4 separate regions of the Mus musculus genome follow, and all the other regions are linked to region 4. The links are chromatin loops, found by intact Hi-C in ENCODE. Cell type or tissue: heart. All regions are shown on one strand. Region 1 has its middle 51 kb from the start of Cd2ap. Region 2 overlaps Cd2ap (CD2-associated protein). Region 3 has its middle 67 kb from the start of Cd2ap. Region 4 holds the start of Cd2ap (CD2-associated protein).

Region 1 (2,500 bases), 52 kb after region 4:
CTGCCTTCCAGGTGCTGGGATTAAAAGTGTGTGCCACCACAGTCTGGCTCAGAAGATTCTTTTCAGAATTTATTTATTATTTATTTATTTATTTACTTATTTATTTATTTATTTATTTATTTTTCAAGTATGATGGTTTTATGAGAAATGTCTCCCACGGGCTCACACATTGAAACATTTCTTCTCCATTTGGTGGTGATGTTTGGGAAGATTTCAGATCTTTCTTCTGGCCTCCAAGGGCATCCCACACACACGTGGCATGTACACACAGACACACATAAACATAAAGTCATACTTTTAGAATCCTCAGTATGTAGCTCTGGCTGGACCGGAACTTGTTTTGTAGATCAGGCTGGCCTCATACAGAGATCCACCTACCAATGTCTCTCAAATGCTAGAATTAAAGGCATGTGCCAGCACCCTCATCAAATACTACTTTGTTTTAGCAAGCAACCAACCTAGTTAGGTCCTGTGCTGATTAACTTCTGTGAACTTAATAAAAGCTATAGTCAGCTGAGTGGAGGGAGCCTCAACTGAGAAAATGCCACCATCAGATTGGCCTATAGCCAAGTTTGTAGGACATTTTCTCTTCCTTCTTTCCTCCCTTCCTTCCTTTTTTTTTCTTTCCCTAACTGTGTCTGACTGTGTGCCCCTCACTGGCCTGGAACTTGATTTGTAGACTGGGTTGCTCTTGAACTCAACCTCCTAAGTACTGAGATTAAAATTGTATGCCACCATGCCCAGTATGAAGGGTATTTCCTTGAGTAATGACTGATGTTAGAGACCAAGTAAACCCTCTGTGGGTGATGTCACCCAGAGGCAGGTGGTATTTGGTGGTATTAAAATGTAGAAGTAGCAAGCTAAGGTGGTATAAGGTGGTATAAGGAATACCATTCCTTCAAGGTTTGTGCTTCAGTTGTTGCCTTGAGTTCTTTCCTTGACTTCACTCAATGGCCAGTAACCTGGGGTTTGTAAACCAAAGAACCACTCTCTGCCCCACGTTGCTTTTGATCCTGGTCTCTATTCCAGCGACAGACAGCAAACTAAGGAAAATTCAGCTAGTGTTTTTCGATGCACACTTGGTGCTATTGTCAAACAGCAAGTCAGTTCTCAAAGTCTTTGTGAGGTTGTCAGACCTGTCCCGTGTGTACTACGCACTGGCTAGCCTGATACTGGAGAAGCTAGTGTACCTGGTAAATTCTTTAAGTCTTCTAGAGTCATATTACAGGAGCATGTCACAGCTTGTGCGTTCACTCAACACCCACTGAAGAGCATGTGGGTTGTTTCCAGTTTATGGGTATTATAAATAGAACTCCTGTCAACAGTTTTAGATGGGGCAAGGTCCATGTGTATATAGTATTAAAGTGAACTCAGCATTTATAAATAAAATTGTTAGACAGTTTCTCATTGTACAATACAAGCTTGCCTTGAACTCACAGTCTTCCTGTGGCAGCCTCTTTATTACTGAGGTCACAGCAACGCACCACCTCATCTGGATTTCACTAATAGCATTATAGAGTCACCTATTAAAGCTCTTCTTTCAGCCAGGCAGTGGTGGCGCATGCCTTTAATCCGAGCACTCGGGAGGCAGAGGCAGGTGGATTTCTGAGTTCGTGGCCAGTCTGGTCTACAAAGTGAGTTTCAGGATAGCCAAGGCTACACAGAGAAACCCTGTCTTGAAAAACCAAAAAAAAAAAAAAAAGAAGAAGAAGTCATATCTGGTTAGGTTTGGCAGCAAGCACCCTTACCCACTGAGCTATATCTCTGGCCCAATTCCCACTTTTTCCCATTGGCCTAAAACACTTGGTGTTTTAATCATCTTAACATAAGTTGCCTGGGAAGAGGAACCCTTAATTGGAGAAATACCTCCATCATGTCGAAGCTGGTGGGGCATTTCCTTGATTAACATGGGAGGGCTCACGTCAGAGATGTGCCATTTTTGGGCAGGTGATCCTAGGGTGCCTAAGAAAGCAAACAGAGCTAGCCATAAGGATCAAATCAGTAAACAGCATTCTTCTGGGGCCTCTGCTTCAGTTCCTGCTTCCGGGTTCCTGTTCTGCTTGAGTTCTTGTCCTGATTTCACTCAGTGATGGACTGTGATCGGGAGATAGAAGCCAAATAAATCCTTTCCTCTCCAAGTACTTTTGGTTATGACCTTTATTACAGCTATAGCAAGCCTAACTAGGGCAGGGCTCTATTTATACTGCTGAACTACAAACCTCTCCAGGCGTGTCCACCTTTCAGAGCTAAACCTTTTGATAACAGGAGAAAGCAAAACCCCAAACAAGAAGATTGAAGTTTCACAGACCAGTGGTATTTTAGGTTCTGGGTTTAACCCTTTCTTTACCACCTTGCCATTGTCTACTTTTAAAACAGGTGCTCCAGGCATTCTGGGGTAATCCTGTAGCTGCACTGATGAGAAAAGACATGGAGGAGTGTGCTTACCCGTATCTTGGCCCAAATCATAACAGATTCTAATTAGCACCATGCAAACTAATAC
Region 2 (2,500 bases), 60 kb before region 4:
AAATATTGGTACTGTAGCACCATCTAGAGAAGGGTGGATCCAAATATGACAAAGGGATTTATAAAACATTAAAATCAACTGATTAAGTGAACTGAAGATAAAGCCTTTGCATTGATAAATGGAAATGAAACAAGAAAAAAACGGGATTATAAAGTGTAGTTACTGTTGAAGTTGAGCCTGAAGCTCAACAGTCCTCTATGGCACTAAGACTTTTGACAGAGCCATCAGAGCACTTTTCTATATGCACGGACTGTAGCATTCTCCTCATTGGTGATTGAGAGTACTGATGTGTCTGTGGCTCACTCTGTTATCATATAAAATGGAGGAAACAGCATCTATTTCCTAGGGTTACAATAAAAATAAAAACATACGTAAAAAAGTCCTTTAAGAAATGTAAGAAATTTAAAAATGTAAAATTTTATATGAAATAATATCTAGTTCCACAAAGTAATGACGCTCTAACATTCTTAAAAGGTAGAACTTAACCAAGATGTCTGTGCTTCCAGCTCTCCACCTTCCCACTGTATAGAGAACCAGAAGAATGGACAAACACAAGATGGCCAAAAACAAACAAAAAACAAACCAACAAACCAACAAACTAAATCTAAAGAAACACTATTTGGTAAACGTGAAGCCTACTGATAATAAAAATATTTTCTTGTAGATAACAGGTTTCTCCAGATAGATTTTTTAAGGTTTTTGGGGGGTTTTTTGTTTGTTTGTTTGTTTTTTGAGACAGGGTTTTTCTGTGTAGCCCTGGCTCTCACTTTGTAGACCAGGCTGGTCAGAAATGTGCCTGCCTCTGCCTCCCAAGTGCTGGGATTAAAGGCGTGCGCCACCACTGCTCAGAGATTTGTAAGTTTTATAAACTACAACTACTGCTAGCACTGAAAGTCTATGCCATCCTAGTATTTTTTAAAAAGCAGGTACAGGTTGTAGCCAGAAGAGGGCTTCAGATCCCCTGAACTAGTTACAGGCAGTTGTGAGCTCATGTGGTTTAAGGAGGAGCAGCCAGTACTTTTTCTTAACCACTGAGCCATCTCTCTAGTTCCTCATTTTCAAATCTTAAAAACCAAAAGGTACTCAACTCCAACAAATGTAAAAGATATGGTCATTACATAACAGTCGAGACATAATGAAGTACTAAGCATGTCTGTCAGTCTACTCATGTTTTGCTTCTCAGTAAGAAATCTCAGCTCAGTCAGGACTGTGTTCTGCCCACCTATCGTCCTCTGGCTACTAAATTTTAAGCCAGTTCACCTAGTTGCCATCCTTTACTTCTGCAAGGTGCATACACAAATCTAAGATTCTAAAATCCATCTGAGTTCTTTTTTAATCTTGCCCATTCTGGCTTACCTGTTTCTTTTGAGTTCCTGGCTACAAAGGCATCAAGGTCTACTGATTTTGGTCTAACTGGCAATTGTTCAGGATCTAGCTTTGGTTTTGATACTGGCTCAGTATCAATCTTTGAAGAAATTATAGAAACTTCTCCATTAATTCTGAAATGAGAAAACAAACATTCAAAAATCACTTGGAGGTTAAATAGAACTTTTAAATAATGATGTAATGGCATTAAAGATTTTATGTAACAGAACACTAATTTCCATCTGTTCTGAAAAACTATGCATAAACATGAGCTAACCCTAAAATTGATCACAACAAAATCAGAAATGTAAAGTTTCATTCATTTATTCTAAATATATGATTAACACTTAACAAAATTAATTAACAAAGAGATAAATGTACGGGGAACAGATATTTAAACTTTGAAAGGTAACAGAGCTCTGTAGGTCAAAGGTAGTTAATTGACGTCGAATTCTAAATTAGGAACGGCTTACTTGGCTGCTGGAGGTGGCGGAGGGACTGGCTTTTCTGGCCGCTTTGGGTACACTGCTCCAGGCGACCTCAGTAAGTTACTGGCTTTGGTGGGTGCAGTGGGCTTTTTGGGCGGGACTTGAGGAGCAGCTGGTTTAGAAGGTTTCTGTTCTAACAGTGATTTTTCATCTGATGATTAAAAAAAAATATTTAATAATAATAAAAACTTGTTTAGCTTTGTTTTTCATATTGCCAGCTGGAAAAACGAGAGGCAGAGACCATTATTAACCTTCATATTCTATACAAGTATGCACTGTTTGGCGGTTGCACTTTAATGTGTCTAAGAACCTTTTAAAAAATGATCCATGGGAGCCAGAACTCACTAAAAACCTGATTAGAAATAACACATGCTTTCTTAAGCTATGCTTCCAGTAGTCTTCGCTTGCTATTAGGAGTGATAACACTATTTTATGAAGTAATTCAATGAATAGATATTTCTTAATAGTGCAAAAATGCTTAAAGAACTGTATTATGAATAACTGTCTGCCACATTCGTTAAAAACCAACAAAAAGGCAGCAAACACTTACATACATCACACTACATATAGCATATTCATTTCCTTATGTTTCAGGCACTAAGCACAAACATTAACAGAACATCTGTACACATAGTTCAAATCCCTAG
Region 3 (2,500 bases), 68 kb after region 4:
CTACACAGAGTGATCTTGTCTCACAAAACAAAACACATTTTAAAAGGTGGTAGTTACAAATTGAAGCAAAATTGCATTTCACTGTTACCCTTTGTCACGTTGGGATGTTAAACGGAACAATTTTTATATAACGACAAGTGGTTTATTTATGGCGCAGTGGACGTATACCCATGTCTGATGGTTTATGGAGGTCAAAGAAAAACTTTCAAGACTTGTTTCTCCCTTTCTACCATGTGGACCACGGAGGGGGAAAGAGGTTAAGTTGTCCGGCTCGGCAAGGCAAGCAATCATCTTTACCCACCGAGTCATTTCAGCCACCCAAGTATACTGATTTGTTAAAAACTTTATTTATTTACTTGTTTGTTTGTTTGTTTGTTTAGTGTAGAAGTGTTTACCTGCAGGTATGTGTGATGCCCTCAGAGGCCGAATCTTCTGAAACTGTAGTTACAGATTGGGAACGGCCGTGTGGGTGCTGGAAACGGAACCTGGGTCGCCTACAAGTGCAGGAATTGCTGCTCCACTTCTGTACCATTTCTCCAGCCCGATCGATCCCCTTCCCCCATACTAATGATATGTAAATATCAGACAATTCCTCCATGTAAGAATAAAAGTTAATGTTAGCAACCAGAGTCTCTGTGTTAGATGTCTGTCTCTATCTTTCTATCCCTTCTCTCTCTCTCTCTCCCTCTTCTGTCTCCTCCTCCCTCCCTCCTTTCCTCCTTCCCTCCCTCCCCCACCCCTCCCTTCCTTTCTCCCTTCGTTCCTCCCTTCTTTCTCTCATATGCTGAGTATCACTATGCAGCTGTGGTTAGACTGGAATTTGCTGTGTTCATCAAAGCTGTCCATGAACTCTGTCTCCCTTGTGCTGGGATTTCAGGCTTGGGCCACCATACTCTTGGAAAGGTTTGTCCTCTCCGTTTACTGACCTGGCTTGTATCCCTTTAGATACTTAGACATTTACACGTGTATGAATTTACACTTGCCGCGGGTTAAGAGTGCTTGTCAAGCAGCAATTGTGGATTTATTTCCTTGCCAGCTCTTGTCTGCCAAGAAGAGAACTGATTTGGACCAGTGTTGCCATCTAGTGGTCACTATGGAAAATGCAAGACGTATTTACTATGTACAGCGGAGAGGAAGTTCTACTCCTAGCCGAGGTTAGTGGTAATTAGAAGCGCAGGCAGAGGAAGAGTTAGGAGGAAGAAACCAGAAGAGATTTGTTGTAAGGGTTTCCTTATGCAAGAAGGGGTAATGTCTTGTTTGAAGAGAGGGAGTTCTGATGTCAAAAAGTAGAGAGCAGTCCTTAAGTTATCTTTCAGCTAGCTGGCGGTGGTGGCACAGGCCTTTAGTCCCAACACTCAGGAGCAAAGGCAGGCATATCTCTGTGACTTCAAGGCTAGCCTGGTCTACAAAGTGAGTTCCAGGACAACCAAGGCTATTACACAGAAAAACCCAGTGTCAGGGGAAAGAAAAGAAAAGAAGAGAGAGGAGAGGAGAGGAGAGGAGAGGAGAGGAGAGGAGAGGAGAGGAGAGGAGAGGAGAGGAGAGGAGAGGAGAGAAGAGAAGAGAAGAGAAGAGAAGAGAAGAGAAGAGAAGAGAAGAGAAGAGAAGAGAAGAGAAGAGAAGAGAAGAGAAGAGAAAAGTTATCTTTCAAGAGTTTGGGAGCACAAAGGTCCTTGTGCCTACAGATTGCTAGGGAAACCAGGACTGTTAAACACGAGGAGTTGTCTTTTCAAAGAGAAAGATGTATAACCTGTTCTTCCACCCAGAAGGCTGGGAGCTGGAGGTGATTAACAGCCTGGTGATCTGCATTATCCGAAGGACCAGGCCATATAAAGCTCCCACACCAGGGACCTGTCTTAGTTGGGGTTTCCACTGCTGTGAAGAGACACCATGACCTAGACAACTCTTCTAAAGGCAAACATTTCATTGTGGCTGGTTTGCAGTTTCAGAGGTTTGCTCCTTTGTCATCAGGGCAGGAAGCAGGGCAGCGGGCAGACAGACACGTGCTGGAGAAGGAGCTGAGAGTTCTACATCAGGATCCCCAGGAGACTGTCTTCTGCAGGCAGCCAGGAGGAGGCTCTCTTTCCACACTGGGTGGAGTTTGGGCATAGGCTACCTAAAACCCCACCCTTACAGTGACACACTGCTCCAACAAGACCATATCTAAAACCCCACCCCTACAGTGACACACTGCTCCAACAAGACCATATCTACTTGAACAAGGCCACACCTCCTACTAGTGCCATTCCATGTGGGCCAAGCATTCAATGACCAAAACTAATCAAACCACCACAGACCTGAAGATACTCAGTAGTCTAGATGATCCTTACATTATGTATGTCCAGGTACATAAAGGCATATTATGTATGACCAGGGGCTCCTTCAAGCAGGACCAGAGATGGCTAGTAACTCAAATAACCTCTGCTATCTCTATCATTGAGACCATGCCGGATTCTAGCTGAGGCACTTAAGCTGATACATGTAGCCTATCTCTAGAACT
Region 4 (2,500 bases):
AAAGACAGGGAGAGGAGGTGAAGAGACAGAGACAGAAAGAGAGAAGGAGAAGACCTTATACTCAAGTATAGACCTACTGATTTTCCCCTATGCAAAAATCACAAATTTAAATGATCTCCACGGTTTAAAAGAGAGAGAGAGAGAGAGAACGGGGAAGGTGAAAGGCGATACTAATCATAGTTTCAAGCCCATCGGATAACCAGCAGTTCCAAGGACGGGTACTTAAAATAACTGCAAACTGCAAAGAACTGTCTGTTGTTTAGCACCTGGTCCAACAGTATACAAGATCCAAGGTGGTTAAAAGGGCTCACAGCAACTCAAAGTCACAAAATGATGACTCTGGACCATCAAAAGATGTTTAATTACATTCTGCATCCTGACTTAAGACAGATAAGAATTGTATACTTAATTTTAGCTTTTCATCCCAATCAGTTAAGCTAGCTTTTGATGCTTTAGAATAAGCCTGCAATTACCCCGTAAACTCAACTAATCAAGTGGAAAGGAATTCATTTCAAAGTCCCTAACAGCAAATGTTTGTCTCCTGAGTCAAAAAGCACTTGGTGTATAAAAGGTACACAAAGCAGGAGGGAAGCGGAGGGAGAATAAAATTAGAAGCTCTAAGAAAACAGAATAGCCAGTGTCTGTAAACACTAGCTAAATTTGTCTCCCACAAAACAAAGTGTGGGCACGGGGTGCCACATCAGCAGAGCTCCTGTTTTTGTTGGGCTTCTAAATCATCCGCTAGTTTCCTGAATTATTAATTTCAGTAATGGTTTTAAGCAGCATCGACTCTGGAGTGAGAACGTGATAATGTCTTTCTGATTTATACCACAAAACCAAATACTGGTCTTACACTTTTTGCCTTGTGGTAACACCAAGCTGGGGGCGGGGGGGCGGGGGAGAAACATACTTTTACTTTACTTTTAAATTATAACCATTCGAGGGAGCTCGTGTCTAGCCCAGACGCAACTTATCAAAAGAACTGTTACACCACTGAACAAAACTCCTTTTCAAAGAAGTCCGCTGCGACGCTTGCTCTCTCTCTCTCTGACTCCAAACGAAAACCTGAAGAACGCACAGAAAAACAACCTTGTGGCCCCGGTACTTTTGCTCGCCTCCAAGAAGGAAGTCTCCCTCCAAACAGGAAACAGCAAACAGCTCCTCCAGAGGTTCCAACTGGGAATCCTAGAATAACCGAACCCCTAACCCAGTCCTCAGGAGGAGGAAATTCGCCGCGCTGCTAGGTGCCAACACACCTGACAAGGCAGACGACGAATACCAGGAAAAACGATTTCAAAAAACTGACCCACGAAAAGAGGAAGGGGAGAGAAGTCACAAATCACTGCCAAAAAGCCCAGCCGATCGCAAAGAGAATTAAGTTTCTTCCTGTGCTTCCAATTCTCTATGACAAAATGTCTGTGTGTGTGTGTGTGTGTGTGTGTGTGTGTGTGTGTGTGTGTGTGCGCGTGCATAGTAGATGTGGGGGTGTGAGTGCATTCTTTTTTAAACCAATCTGTACCAAGCCACCGAGTAGCAGAGCTGCAAGTGCCACTTTCTCAAGTTCGCGATCGCCCTCCCCCATGGAAGTCAGGGGCTCCCAGAGGGCGCAGGGCAACGGGTCACGGGTTCGAGCCCCGCTGTCCCGCACAAGGACCGACGAGGGGAGAGCCCGATTGGAGCCGACCCGCGTGCGAGGAGCCCAGTGGCCGGCGCGGTAGTGCTTACCCATGCTGCGGCTCTGGCGGGGAGAGCGCGGCCCCGCGGCCCCTTCTGTGCACCGGCTCAGGCGCGGCGGGGAAGCGACTCCATCCGCCCGCGGCGCGCTTGGCCGCTCCTCACGCCCGGCCTCGGCCGCAGCCCCGGCAGGCGGGGGTGGGAGGGGGGGTGGAGAACGGGGTCCGCGCCTGAGCACAGGGCGCACTCAGCCACGCTCCCGGGCCGCTTCCGCTCGCAGCTGGCTGAGGCACTTGGCGGGGTCTCGCACGGTCAGCCCGCACCCGCTCCCTCGGAGGCGGAGCGCGCCACGCTCGAGAACGCGGTGGCAAGCCACGGGCCCAGTGTGAAGAGAGTCGGGACCCGGCTGGGGCGAAATCTCGCGAGAACGATCTGGGATTCCCGGCCACGCCCCCTGCGGCCCCCGCGCGCGCCACCCAGGCTCCGGCAGCTGGTGCCAGGTGCGGTGACGTCACGCGGGGGCGCGCGCCACCATCCTCCAGGTGTGGCGGGCTGCGGGCACTTGGTCTCCCTGGGGTGTACGACACAGCTGGCTGCCCGGCCCATACAGATACCAAAGGGGTTCTGCAAAATGAGCCCCGGTTACCCCACTTTCTTTTTTCTTTCTTTTTTATTTATTTTTTTTTTTTGCAAAGGTGTCGCTTGTGAGAGATCTAAAAGAGAACAGCTATGGGAGCGAGAACTTCGAAGTTCAAGGCGGGGTCCCCTTCCCCCCCCCGCAAATGTGGGGACCCCACAGTTCACCTACAGAGTTCCCTGCGGGTCA

What was found. Hi-C counts contacts between places; a loop is a spot of excess contacts. Peaks named below come from ENCODE experiments on the same cell type or tissue, not always from the same donor. Only the 100,000 strongest peaks of a DNase experiment are listed, where the experiment ranks them.
Region 1: it touches region 4 in a loop (2.1-fold over the local background); 3 of 42 quality-filtered maps call a loop at or near these places.
Region 2: it touches region 4 in a loop (1.9-fold over the local background); 6 of 42 quality-filtered maps call a loop at or near these places.
Region 3: a loop joins it to region 4, with 4 times the contacts of the local background. A loop is called at or near these places in 13 of 42 quality-filtered maps.

The regions. Positions count from the first base shown.
Region 1 is chr17:42,926,277-42,928,776 of GRCm38, forward strand. No RefSeq gene overlaps it. Among named protein-coding and RNA genes, the nearest start is that of Cd2ap, 51 kb to the left of the region's middle. In heart, no CTCF peak of the experiment used is centred here; no DNase peak of the experiment used is centred here.
Region 2 is chr17:42,814,589-42,817,088 of GRCm38, forward strand. It overlaps Cd2ap (CD2-associated protein), which reads right to left. Exons shown (of 18, transcript NM_009847.3): 12 at 1,839-2,004; 13 at 1,357-1,499. Among named protein-coding and RNA genes, the nearest start is that of Cd2ap, 61 kb to the right of the region's middle. In heart, a CTCF peak has its summit at 948 (motif pointing right); no DNase peak of the experiment used is centred here.
Region 3 is chr17:42,942,521-42,945,020 of GRCm38, forward strand. No RefSeq gene overlaps it. Among named protein-coding and RNA genes, the nearest start is that of Cd2ap, 67 kb to the left of the region's middle. In heart, a CTCF peak has its summit at 1,090 (motif pointing left); a DNase peak (open chromatin) is centred at 1,001.
Region 4 is chr17:42,874,588-42,877,087 of GRCm38, forward strand. It overlaps Cd2ap (CD2-associated protein), which reads right to left and starts at 1,837. Exons shown (of 18, transcript NM_009847.3): 1 at 1,726-1,837. The coding sequence starts at 1,729. In heart, a CTCF peak has its summit at 1,159; DNase peaks (open chromatin) are centred at 1,244 and 2,114; H3K4me3 peaks cover 2,500 bases; H3K27ac peaks cover 2,152 bases.